Regions from separate parts of the Homo sapiens genome. Here regions 1 and 3 are each linked to region 2. Evidence: chromatin contacts called from ENCODE Hi-C or POLR2A ChIA-PET data. All regions are on one chromosome and are shown on one strand. The core of a region is the stretch at or near the end of the contact, and the rest is flanking DNA. Distances in the headings are between cores, read along the strand shown. Region 1 holds the start of ANXA4 (annexin A4). Region 2 holds the start of SNRNP27 (small nuclear ribonucleoprotein U4/U6.U5 subunit 27). Region 3 holds the start of LINC01816 (long intergenic non-protein coding RNA 1816).

Region 1 (3,856 bases), core at 1,326-3,825, 150 kb before region 2:
CTAGGCTTGGCTAATTTTTTTTTTTTTTTTAAAGAGACACGGTGGGTGGGAGAGAGAGTCTCATTATGTTGCCCAGGCTGATCTCGAACTCCTGACCTCAAGCCATCCTCCCACCGCGGCCTTCCAACGTGCTGGTGTTACAGGCGTGAGCCACAGCACCCAGCCCTATCTTTAATTTAAAGGCTCCTTGGAGTGGAATTTCAACAATTATATTAATTTTTTAAATACTCTTAGATCAGGTTTCCTGGAAACAGAGCCTGACCCTAGGATTCTTGTGCAAGTGCTGTAGTGAGGGTATTCTCGAGGGAAGCCTCCGAGTAAGTGAGGGAAATAGGATAGGCCAGAGGGAGAAACTGAGCAAAGATATGGTTTCTGATGAAGTTTATCCTCAGTCTGATCCCATGGGAACTCTGGCATATGAAGGGTACCACAGATTTATTCCTGGCCTTTTATAAGCTAAAAAAGTTAGCCTCTGGCCATGGCTTCCTCAGTCTGGTCTGAGCGCAGATGTCAGCAGATGGGGGCAATGAAGGGGCAGTGACCTGGGGCTGGATGCACCCACCTAGTAAAGGTTATTTACGCGGGGTGCCAACGCATCTACTTCATTCCTAAACTTTATTTTTTTCATGTAGCTTAATTTTTTCTTTCTTTTTCTTTTTCTTTTTTAGGGACAGGTTTTCGCCATGTAGCCCAGGATAATCTCCCAAACTCCTAGCCTCAAGCAACCACCTGGGCCTCCCAAAGTGTTGGGATTACAGTCTGAGCCACCTCACCTGGCCTAATTGTTGCTTGTAAGGGATGCAGTGTCTCTCTAATCTTGCTTAAGAAATGAATTATCTGTATTTCATTTTTTTTCCTACTGTTTGACCTTTAATTTTTTGTTTTGTTTTGTTTTTGTTTTTGTTTTTGTTTTGAGACAAGGTCTCACCCTGTCGCCCAGGCTGGAGTGCAGTGGTGCAGTCATAGCTCACAGCAACATTGAACTCCTGGGTTTAGAGTGATCCTCCTGCTTCAGCCTGGCTAGTAGCTGGGACTACAGGCGTGGCTATGCACCCGGCTAATTATTTATTTATTTTTTGTTTTCTTTTCTTTTTTTCTTTCTTTTTCTTTTCTTTCTTCCTCTTTTTTTTTTTTTTTTTTTTTAGACAATGTCTCACTCTGTCGCCCAGGCTGGCGTGCAGTGGCGCAATCTCAGCTTACTGAGCCTCTGCCTCCCGGGCTTGGGTGTTTATCCCACCTCATCCGACTGAATAGCTGGGACTACAGGCGCATGCCACCACACCCGGCTATATATATGTTTTTTTTTTTTTTTTTTTTGAGATGGGATTTCACCACATTGGCCAGGCTTATCTCGAACTCCTGGGCTAAAGTGATCCACTTGCCCTGGCCTCCCAAAGTGCTGGGATTACAGGCATGAGCCACTGTGCCCAGCCTTAATTTTTTAAGTTATCATATGCAGATAAAAGAGGCAGAACCAGTTTTAGTATCCAAATCAGTCTGATCCTAAAACCCGTGCTCTAAACCATATTAAACCACCTTTTAAAATTACATCTTAATGAAATAATTTAATGTTACCTCTCCAGCTTTAAGGGTGCCATTAACCACTTAGATTTTGATGTGTCGGATGGAAAACACTCCCCAAACGGGCTATTCTCTGTTTTTTAAAAAAACTGAATTTGCCTATAGACTCAACGGATTCATTCTGCAAGCATTCACTACGTGGCGAAATCGGTGCTGGGCATGGGTGCAAAGACGACCTAGCCCTAGTTGGTGTCTTCAAGAGGCTGCGTCCAGCAGGGGAAGCAGATATGAAAACACAGAACTATTACAAGGGATGAGCGCCGCGCCAAGCCGAACCTGGGAGCTACGGACAGTGTCTAAACTTTAGTCACTCACAGGAGTACAAAGATCCGGGGCTGCTCCTAACTCCTACTCCAAAGCTTTCCTGGCCTGCTGGGCGCACAGGGAAGAGGGAAGTGCTGGAAACTTTTGGGAATGTGTGTTTTCATGTGAAAGAGGGGAATGAAATGTATCCTTCAGATTTCACTTTCTACTTTTCCGGCCACGGGCTCGGCACGACCTGCCGTTGGGAGACGAACGGTTTCCCGAGGTGGGGGGAAGCGCGGATTTGCCGCGGGACTCCGGCTTGGCGCGGAGCTGGGCGCGGCAGGCGCAGGGAGGAACTGGCGAGGTGGCCCGGGCTCGGCCCTCCGAGGGTGTGGAGCGCCCGGGAAACGGGACCCCAAGAATCCAACTGCTCCCACCCTGCGCGGCCAGGAGCGGGGCTGGCGATACTGGGGACACTGTCCAATCCGGGCAGGGGGCGAGGCCGGGGGACCGGGCGGGCCTGGGGAGCAGGCACGTGTGGAGGGCGGACCCGCCGGGGGTCGAGGCCTGCCTCTCCGAGAGCTCCTGGCGCGGCCGTCCCGGCCCGGGGCCCCAGGTGCGCTTCCCCTAGAGAGGGATTTTCCGGTCTCGTGGGCAGAGGAACAACCAGGAACTTGGGCTCAGTCTCCACCCCACAGTGGGGCGGATCCGTCCCGGATAAGACCCGCTGTCTGGCCCTGAGTAGGGTGTGACCTCCGCAGCCGCAGAGGAGGAGCGCAGCCCGGCCTCGGTACGAGGGGTAAAGGGGCTCCGGGCCGGGGGTCCTGGGCTCAGGGAACGGGGAGCGTGGCCCGGGAGCGTCTCGCGGGGATGCCCGGCTCCGCGCTGCACCCCAGAGTGGGTGCTCGCCGCCGGCTTGCGGGCAAGCCCGGGCGGCCACAGGGTGGAGGGGGCCAGCGGGCCCTGGACTCGCTCCGGGTGGGCGAGAGGGAGGCGAGCGCGGTGCTTAACCGCTGGCACCATCCAGGACATCCAGGGCCGCTTACACGGCTCAGGACGCGGGTCAGAGACCACGGCAGTTATTTATTCAGTCCATGTGCTAGGCTTTGCATCAAAAAGAAAGGACCGAGATAATCTTGCCTGTAGCTAACTCCTCCTAACACCTCTTACAGTTTACTTTTTAATTCTTTACTCCATTTAAGAAACTTACTCCTTTCTCCTAGATCCTTACCACTTTCTTACCTTCTCGTGTGTCTAATGCCCTCGGCACAGTGCCCGGCACATCGGAGTCTGATTATTATAGGGTCCATGACTTGAGTTGGCTGGTGGCGCAGTCTCAGCATTTTGTCATGACTTTGACCAGCTGGAGACTTTGGTGCCAAGGAGGAAGGCTTCTCAACCATTTACCGGCAGAAGTGACCCCCGGGGCAATGCAAGTCTTCTGAGCTGACAGAGCAGAGTGGGTCCTGCATAACTCGTGCTTTACATGGAACTGGGCATCTGCTCTCTCCTGCTGACAGTGGGAAGGATAGATAAGGTGTCCCTCTCCAAGTTATCCATTCTCCTGCCCACCAGTCCATGACACCCCACCACCCCCTTCCACTCCCTACTGTTTGCCCTTTAATTTTTTGTTTTGTTTTGTTTTGAGACGAGGTCTCACTCCTGTAGCCCAGGCTGGAGTGCAGTGGCTGGATACAGTTCACTCTGCCTCCCAGGCTCAGGTGTTTCACCCACCTCAACCTCCTGAGTAGCTGAGACTACAGGTGCATGCCACCACGTGCCTATAGTCTCAGCTATTCAGGAGGTAACTGGTAACTCTATTGATAACCAAACCCTAGATTTTTTTTTTTGAGATGGAGTCTTGCTCTGTTGCCCAGGCTGGAGCGCAGTGATATGATCTCTGCTCACTGCAACCTCCGCCTTCTGGGTTCAAGAGATTCTCCTGCCTCAGCCTCCCGAGTAGCTGGGACTACAGGCGTGTGCCAACACGCCTGGCTAATTTTTGTATTTTTAGTAGAGATGGGGTTTT
Region 2 (3,970 bases), core at 1,163-3,662:
TTACTCATCTTTTCAATCTAGTGCCAAAGGGGTATAGTGTCCTGTGCATCGCATGCATTCAAAAAATCTTTGTGTATTCAACTGATCCCCAGCATACCTTCCAATCATTTTTAGTCCTAGAGGGGTTTCTTTTTTTTTTTTTTTTTTTTTTTTTTTTTGAGACGGAGTCTCACTCTACCGCCCAGCTGGAGTGCAGTGGCGCGATCTCGGCTCACTGCAAGCTCCACCTCCCAGGTTCACACTATTTTCCTGTCTCAGCCTCCCGAGTAGCTGGGACTACAAGCACCCGCCACCACCTCCGGCTAATTTTTTGTATTTTTAGTAGAGACGGTGTTTCACTGTAGTCTCGATCTCCTGACCTCGTGATCCGCCCGCCTCGGCCTCCCAAAGTGCTGGGATTACAGGCGTGAGCCACCGCGCCGGGTGAGGGGTTTCTTAAAAAGCATTTTCATCAGATGAGACCCCAGCCCTGAGGGGAGAAGGAGAAAGAGAAAGAGAAAGAAAGAGTATTTTCAGCCACCACCTGAGGCCACCATGTTCTTCCTCTCTTACACATCTAGTACATACCCCCTTAGGCTTCCCATAAATCCTGTCTTTCCTGTGGATAATTTCTTCAATCATTAGTGGTGTGCTTCTTCTTTCTTTTTTTTTTTTTTTGTTTGAGACGGAGTCCCACTCTGTCGCCCAGGCTGGAGTGCAGTGGCGCAGTCTCAGCTCACTGCAACCTCAACCTCCCAGGTTCAAGCAATTCTCCTGCCTCAGCCTCCCAAGTAGCTGGGATTACAAGCATGCGTCACCACGCCTGGCTATCATTAGTGGTGTGTTTCTCCAATGATGTCCCTAAATCTTCTTCCCTGGGGTCTGCACCTCCCTTGAACCTCCCCATTCTACACCTAGTGCATGCTTTGCCAGGGTAATTCCAAAGGCATCTGGGGGTTGGGGCTGTTGGTAGAAATCCTAGATGTCATGGCTGGATCTTTCCTGGAAGTTTGGGTTGGGACAGGTATTAAACAGGCCACTCTGAATGTATAAATCTAATTAAAAATTTATGTGATTGGTGGGCATTTTTTCCAACCTAATAAAGTCCCTTTCCATCCCCCAGCTCTTTGTATTTTAAAAGCCAGGTCACTAGACTTGATAATTCTAGAGAGAGCTGACTGAAAAGAGTTGGTTTGATTAGAAACAGAGGTTCAACACTTTTACACTGTTGGTGGGAATGTAAATTAGCTCAACCATTGTGGAAGACAATGTGGTGTTTCCTCAAAGACCTAAAACCAGAAATACCATTTGACCCAGCAATCCCATTACTGGGTATATACCCAAAGGAATATAAATAATTTTATTACGAAGATACTTGCACGCATATGTTCACTGCAGTACTATTCACAATAGCGAAGACATAGAATCAACCCAAATGCCCATCAATGATAGACTGGATTAAAAAAATGTGGTACGTATACACCATGGAATACTACACAGCCATAAAAAGGAACGAGATAATGTCCTTTGCAGGGACATGGATGGAACTAGAAGCCATTATCTTCAGCAAACTAACACAGAAACAGAAAACCAAACATTGCATGTTCTCACTTATAAGTAGGAGCTGAACAATGAGAACACATGGGCACAGGGAGAGGAACAACACACACTGGGGCCTGTAGGGGGAGGAGCTGGGGAGAGGGAGAGCATTGGGAAGAATAGCTTAATAGATGCAAGGCTTAATGGGTTGATAGGTGTAGCGAACCACCATGGCACACATTTACCTATGTAACAAAACTGCACATCCTGCAAATGTACCCTGGAACAAAATAAAATAAAATAAGAAATAGAGGTTTGAGTCTTTCCTGGTAAGCATATTTATGCTCTACCACAGACGGTTCAGCCTTGGGGCAAGACAGTCTTTCTCCTAATTTTTGTAGTTTTGAACATTCTAAAGTTTTTGTTGTTGTTGTTGTTGTTTTCCCTGAGGACAGAGGCAACTTTGGGGAAGTACTTTGTCGGGTAGGATGGAATCTGGGGCCTTTAGTTTTCCTTCCAAGAGCCCATAGGAGGTTTTGGGTGCCTTCTCAATGCTGGCATGAGAAAATATAAAGCAGATGGACAGTGAACTTTGGTATATTCACTCCTTATGAATGTTATGTGGAAAAGTGGAAGAACATAAGCTGTTTGTCTATGCTATGTTTACAATTGGTTTGCTCTATTTTGTGCATGTGGACAAAAATGGGGGAAAAATGAAAGCTGTGTTAGGATAATGGGTATACGGCTGAATTTTCCAGGAATTTCTATAATAACACCAAATCGCATGTTTTAATGCCCACCGTGAACAAAGAAGACCGGAACCCTCGCAACTCGTTTTGACGTTTTCTGGTCGGCGGTAAAAGCTCGGTTCCCGGCCCTCCCGGAAGTTGTTGCACAGTTGTTTCCGGGAAGCGGGACTCCAAATGGGTCGCAGTCGCAGCCGCTCTCCACGGAGGGGTGAGTCCTGTAGCAATTCGGAGGATATGGGGCTCTGTTGGAGGCCTGTCCCTTTTGTTTTATTTTGTTTTGTTTTTGGTAGCCGCGTAGCAGAGAGGCGGGCCCTTTTCCCAGGCGGAGAGCGAGGGGTGGATAAAGGAACGTAGACCTGGGCCCTGCCCTCTTCAGCCCGCCCTCTCCGGTTTGAAGGCAGTTGTTTGTCTCTGAATTAGTTTCATTAAGTCTTTGTCACCTTCATACAATAACTTTTATTACACTGTGGCCGGTGGGTTTAGAATTAGACCTCAGTTCCTTTGCTGAATTTCTGGGCGACGGTGGGCAAGTCACTACTCAGCCTTTCTGAATCGAATTCCCAGAATGAGTCATTGAGGGTAGTATTGCCAACTTTTAAAAACTGATGTGAGAATTAATGTCACATCCCATAACATACAGTATGTGATTCTGCCTGGTTCTTAAATACTTAATAAATGTTAGATTCCTGCCCAGGTCATTACAGGGAAATCGATATTAAGAATTTTGAGTCCTGGGAGCTCACTTCGTAATGTTTTCTGGCTACCAGCCCCATAAATGAGGCAGCGCGACGTAAAGAACCCTGGACTTCCATTAGGAGATCTAACTTAGACCCTCGGTTCTGCCCCTGATTCGTTTTTTTTTTAAATCAATTTATTTATTTTTAATGAGACAGAGTCTCGCTCTGTCGCCCGCCCAGGCTGGAGTGCAGTGGCCGATCTCAGCTCACTGCAACCTCCACCTCCTGGGTTCAAGCGATTCTCATGCCTCAGCCTTCCGAGTAGCTGGGATTACCCGTCCGTGCCACCACGCCTGGCTAATTTTTGTATTTTTATTAGAGACGGGGTTTCGCCGCGTTGGCCAGGCTGGTCTCGAACTCCTGACCTTGTGATCCGCCCGCCAGCCTCACAAAGTGCTGGGATTACAGGCGTGAGCCACCGCTCCCAGCCTCTTTTTACCTTTTTAATGTGACTAGTAATGGTTTGCATTATTTTTCTACTGGACGGCGCAGCTCTAGATATTTGAGGTAATTATCAGTTCTGCAATTTGTGTGCGTTTGCATTAGAACGTAGGCGTTCCCGGTCCACATCCCGGGAGAGAGAACGCAGGCGCCGAGAAAGGTCCAGGTCTCGGGAGAGAGATCGGAGAAGGAGCCGCTCGCGATCCCCGCACCGAAGACGCTCCCGGTAAGGGCAGAAAATAAGCCAAGAGTTTTATTTACCGAAAGTCCCTAAGAAACTGGTCGCAGCTCTTAACTTTGTTTTCATCGCTTATAAGGGGATTTACGGTTTCCTGAAATGGAGGAAACTTAATCCAACCTTATTCTAAAGCTAACATTCACCTTGGTTAAATGGTGCTAATAGTACTCTACATCACAAAGTTGTCTTGAAAGAGTAAGTAAGAAATAATGCATGCAAACCCCAGAGCATGGTGCTTGGCAAGAAAAAGAAATAAGTATTTTATATTTTTGTTTCTTTCTTCCGTT
Region 3 (4,115 bases), core at 1,280-3,779, 230 kb after region 2:
TTTATAGAGATGAGCCACCATGCCTTCTTTTCTTTTTTTTTTTTAATTCTGTTTTGCAAAGAATATCCCTCTTGCCAGCATCTGAATAATATCTATCTTTACTATTATTTATGTGTGTAAATAGCTTTACAGTTCACAAAGCATTTTCTTATATAATGTCTCATCTAATCAACACAGCAACACTATGAAATAAGTTACTATTTCCATTTTACATTTGGGGAAATTAAGCTCAGAAAGGCCATGTGACATGTTCAAGATAACACATTTAGTGTCAGAGCTGGGACGTGGACCCGGGTCTTGGGACTCCCGAAACCATATCCTTTACCGTGGGCAAAGTGCTATGCTGAGGTCTTACCACACACATAGATGGCACTGGAAGAAGGGCAAGTATGGAACAGCACCCCAGGCAGAGTGGGCGATGCCACTGGTAAGATACAGAGAAAGTACTACACACAGTGGCGTTGCAAGGACAGAGCAGTTCCTCCCACAAAGGGCATGCAGTAGGCTTTGGGAAGAAACGTGGCCAAGTCGGGTCTTCAAAGGTGAATAGGATCTAGATATTCAGAATAAGAGGGCTTTCCACAGGCTCAGTGAATGGGAAAGGAAAGTGTGGCTGATTGGGGAAAGCGCTAGCACAGGGAGCAAGAGATGGGGCGTGGCTGGGGAGGAATGGAATTGTAATTCTAGCCTCACAAAGGCTAGAGCCAGCAGGGCCTTGGGATCATGTGGGGAGGAAACCAGAGATGTGTGGAACAATTTGCTGAAGGCAGAACCAGGCAGGGAAAGGGCAGGGTCAGGTTCGTACCCTTGCCTCTGGCCACCAGGGCCAATGCTCCTTCCCTGCAGTAAACCCGATTAATCTCCTCAAACTCAGGTGCCATTTCCTTGGAATAGTATTTACCGCGGGGCGCGGTGGCTCACGCCTGTAATCTCACGCTTTGGGAGGCTGAGGTGAGAGGATCCCTTGAGCCTAGGGGTTCGAGACCAGCCTGGGCAACATAGCGAGACCCTGTGGTTAAAAAAAAATTAAAATTAGCCAATAGTGGTGGCACGCGCCTGTAGTACCAGCTTCTTGGGAAGCTGAGGCAGGAGGATCACCTGTGCCCAGAGAGGGCGAGGCTGCAGTGAGCCATCATCGTGCCACTGTACTCCAGCCTGGGCGACAGTTCGAGACCTTTTCTCAAAAAAAGAAAAAAAAAAGTTGTTCAAGTTGTGTAGTGCACGGGAGGAAAGAAGTATGACAATAACATAGGACAGCAGCCGGCTCTTTTTTTCATCAGGATGTGGAGAGTGGGCGCCTTGGGAAGACGAAATTGAGTATGTGCGGGGGAGGGGTCATATGAAACAAGGTCGGGAAGGGGGCGGGGAGAGCTGGGGCTCTGGAGGAGCTTGGGGCTCGCGCTGCGGGGGAGGAAGCGCCTTCCGCGGTCGCTGGGGGGAAGTGGTTAGGAGGAAGCACGGGCAGTGGAGGGGACTGCTGGAGGGTCCCATCTGGGAAAGCAGGCACGGATGCGGGGACATTTCCGCCCGTCACCCTGGCAAAGCGCTCGCAGGGCTGGAGGGACAGAGTTCTCAGATCCAAGTAGAGAAAACCGGGAACGGTTCCGGCTCTGGGGACTGACATTCATCGCGGCAGTTTCTGGTGGCAAAACAGAGGAAACAAAGGAATGATGAAATGAACTGAGCTGCCTTCATGCCCCGGATGAATGTTCAGCCATTAGAAAAGAGTGAATCCCAGCTGGGATTTGGGGTTCCACGGTGTACTAGAAAAGCAAAACAAAGAGAAGCGCCTACTAGATGCCATCTTGGAAAACAAAAGCAAACGTGTGTGTGTGTGTGTGTGTGTGTGTGTGTGATGTTACATGGGCATGGGGAAATTACGGAAGTAAATACTAATGCTTGTGGCCGGGCGCGTGGCTGACGCCTGTAATCCCAGCACTTTGGGAGGCCGAGGCGGACGGATCACGAGGTCAGGAGATCGAGACCACGGTGAAACCCCGTCTCTACTAAAAATACAAAAAGTTAGCCGGGCGTAGTGACGGGCGCCTGTAGTCCCAGCTACACGGGAGGCTAAGGCAGGAGAATGGCGTGAACCCGGGAGGCGGAGCTTGCAGTGAGCCGAGATCGCGCCACTGCACTCCAGCCTGGGTGACAGAGCGAGACGCCGTCTCAAAAAAAAAAAAAAAAATACTAATGCTTGTGTAAATTGGGATGGTGGAAAATGAGGAAGAGGGCGGCAGGGGAATCCTTAGTACTTACAGAGAAAACGGAGCAAGTGTACAAGCACGCCAACCCCCCCGGTGCCCAAGCTCGGCGCTCACGCGGCTAGGATGACGCCCGTGGGACGCCCCAGGGGCCCTGCTCGCAGCCACTCTGCTCAGGGTCATTTATAGTCTCTCCGTTCTTTGTTAAATAAAGACGGTGAGACACGGACGGGCTGGAGCCGGCAGGGGTAGTGGAGGGCAGAGGGGACGGGTCGGGGCGCCCCTCGCTCCTGCCACGCTGCCGCCGCCCCAGACAAAGACAGCTGCGTACGGCGGGAGCGCAGGGGCGCCTGCGCGCAGGGCCTAAATCGCCTGTCCCGTCTCCCCCTGACGCCCACACACCCAAGCGGCAGCCCACTCCCCTTCTACCCCGCAGCCATTTGCTTCCCACCCCTTGATTTTCTTTTTTCTTTTCCCCTCCCCTCAGCATCCCCCCAACCTCCTCTGATACACTTTGGCTAATTGTCTAATGAATTTACCTATTCTAGGTATTTCGTATAAGTGGAATCATATAATATTCGTCCTTCTGTGTCGGCTTATTTTGCTTAGTACAAGGTTTTTTATTTTTTATTTTTTTTTCTTTGAGACACGGTCTCGTTCTGTCGCCCAGGCTGGGGCACAGTGGCGCTCAGCTCACTGCAACCTCCACCTCCGGGTTTCAAGTGATCCTCCCACCTCAGCCTCCCAAATAGCTGGGACTACAGGTGCGCTGCCACCACTGCCTAGCTAATTTTTGTATTTTTGGTAGAGACCAGGTTTCGCCATGTTGCCCACGCTGGTCTCCAGCTCCTTAGCTCAAACGATCCTCCTGCCACAGCCTCCCAAAGTGCTGTAATTACAGGCGTGTGAGCCACCATGCCCGGCCACTTAGCATAATCTTTTCAAGGTTCATCCCTGCTGCAGCACGTATGAGAACTTCATTTCTTTTATTGTATTTGTGGTAATATGTACACAACATAAAGCTTATTTTAATCAATTTTTAAGTGTACAGTTTAGTGGCACTAAATAGTCACGTGGTTGTGCACTCACCACCATCATCCATCTCTAGAACTCTTCCATCATCCTAAACTGAAACTCTGTACCCGTGAAACAACTCCCTCATTCCCCTCTACCCAGCTCCTGGCAACCACCATTCTACTTTCTGTCCCTGTGCACTTGGGAGCATCACCTTTCTGGGACATCTGCAACGGTTCTCTGGAGGATTGTCTCCCCTTTTTTAAAAATTTATTTTCTTTTCTTTCTTTCTTTTTTTTTTTTGGTAGAGAAGGGGTTTCACTTCATTGCCCAGGCTGGTGTCCAACTTCTGGGCTCAAGGAATCTGCCTGCCTTGGCTTCCCAAAGTGTTGGGATTACAAGCATGAGCCACTGTGCCCCGCCTGTGGTCTCATTTTGGAGGGCAAGAGGGATAGAGATAGCCATAACCTGGAGAATATTGAGATGTGGACAACAAGGATGACAAAATTTGGTCCTATGAGAAATCATCTGTGAGGAAGAGTGGAGAGAACTGAGCTTGTTCAAGACAGTGAGGTCCTGGGATGATCTCAATTCATGTAAGAAAACCAGGAAGCAAGGAGGTTTCAGTTTATCAACAGATTTAAAAGGCGCAAGCCTTTTGATATAACTAGAGAAGAGAAGACTCAGGTGATCACACAGACTGTCTTCACCCAAGTGAAGGATGATTATGTAGGAAAGTGGATAGAAGATGCTGTCAACAGAAATGTAAACAGAATCATGTTAACAATTTTTCAGTAGGCACTTTTTTTTTTTTTTTTGAGATGGAGTCTTGCTCTGTTGCCCAGGCTGGTGTGCAGTGGTGCGATCTTGGCTCACTGCAGCCTCCTGGGTTCAAGC

The links. Hi-C counts contacts between places; a loop is a spot of excess contacts on that map. ChIA-PET counts read pairs that join two places held with the same protein, here RNA polymerase II (POLR2A). Pooled maps may share reads with other maps.
Region 1: a loop to region 2 is called in a map of PC-9, with 5 times the contacts of the local background. The contact joins the promoter of ANXA4 here to the promoter of SNRNP27 in region 2. A Hi-C loop is called at or near these places in 3 of 168 maps with a recorded cell type or tissue (PC-3, PC-9 and mammary epithelial cell), 2 of 37 single-sample maps with no recorded cell type and 12 of 50 pooled maps. POLR2A ChIA-PET finds 5 or more read pairs at or near these places in 8 of 52 experiments (A549, AG04450, RWPE1 and 4 more).
Region 3: a loop to region 2 is called in a pooled map, with 4 times the contacts of the local background. The contact joins the promoter of LINC01816 here to the promoter of SNRNP27 in region 2. A Hi-C loop is called at or near these places in 5 of 50 pooled maps. POLR2A ChIA-PET finds 5 or more read pairs at or near these places in 10 of 52 experiments (CD4-positive, alpha-beta memory T cell, GM12878, H1 and 7 more).

What each region holds. Positions count from the first base shown.
Region 1 is chr2:69,739,559-69,743,414 of GRCh38, forward strand. ANXA4 (annexin A4) reads left to right here and starts at 2,576. Exons shown (of 13, transcript NM_001153.5): 1 at 2,576-2,617. RefSeq lists silencers at 2,215-2,394, 2,605-2,844.
Region 2 is chr2:69,891,544-69,895,513 of GRCh38, forward strand. SNRNP27 (small nuclear ribonucleoprotein U4/U6.U5 subunit 27) reads left to right here and starts at 2,413. Exons shown (of 6, transcript NM_006857.3): 1 at 2,413-2,475; 2 at 3,551-3,671. The coding sequence starts at 2,442. RefSeq lists enhancers at 2,038-2,973, 2,716-2,775, 2,974-3,908.
Region 3 is chr2:70,122,787-70,126,901 of GRCh38, forward strand. It overlaps LINC01816 (long intergenic non-protein coding RNA 1816), which reads right to left and starts at 2,530. Exons shown (of 2, transcript NR_024444.1): 1 at 2,260-2,530; 2 at 1,250-1,639. RefSeq lists enhancers at 213-1,018, 1,019-1,824 and a silencer at 2,151-2,445.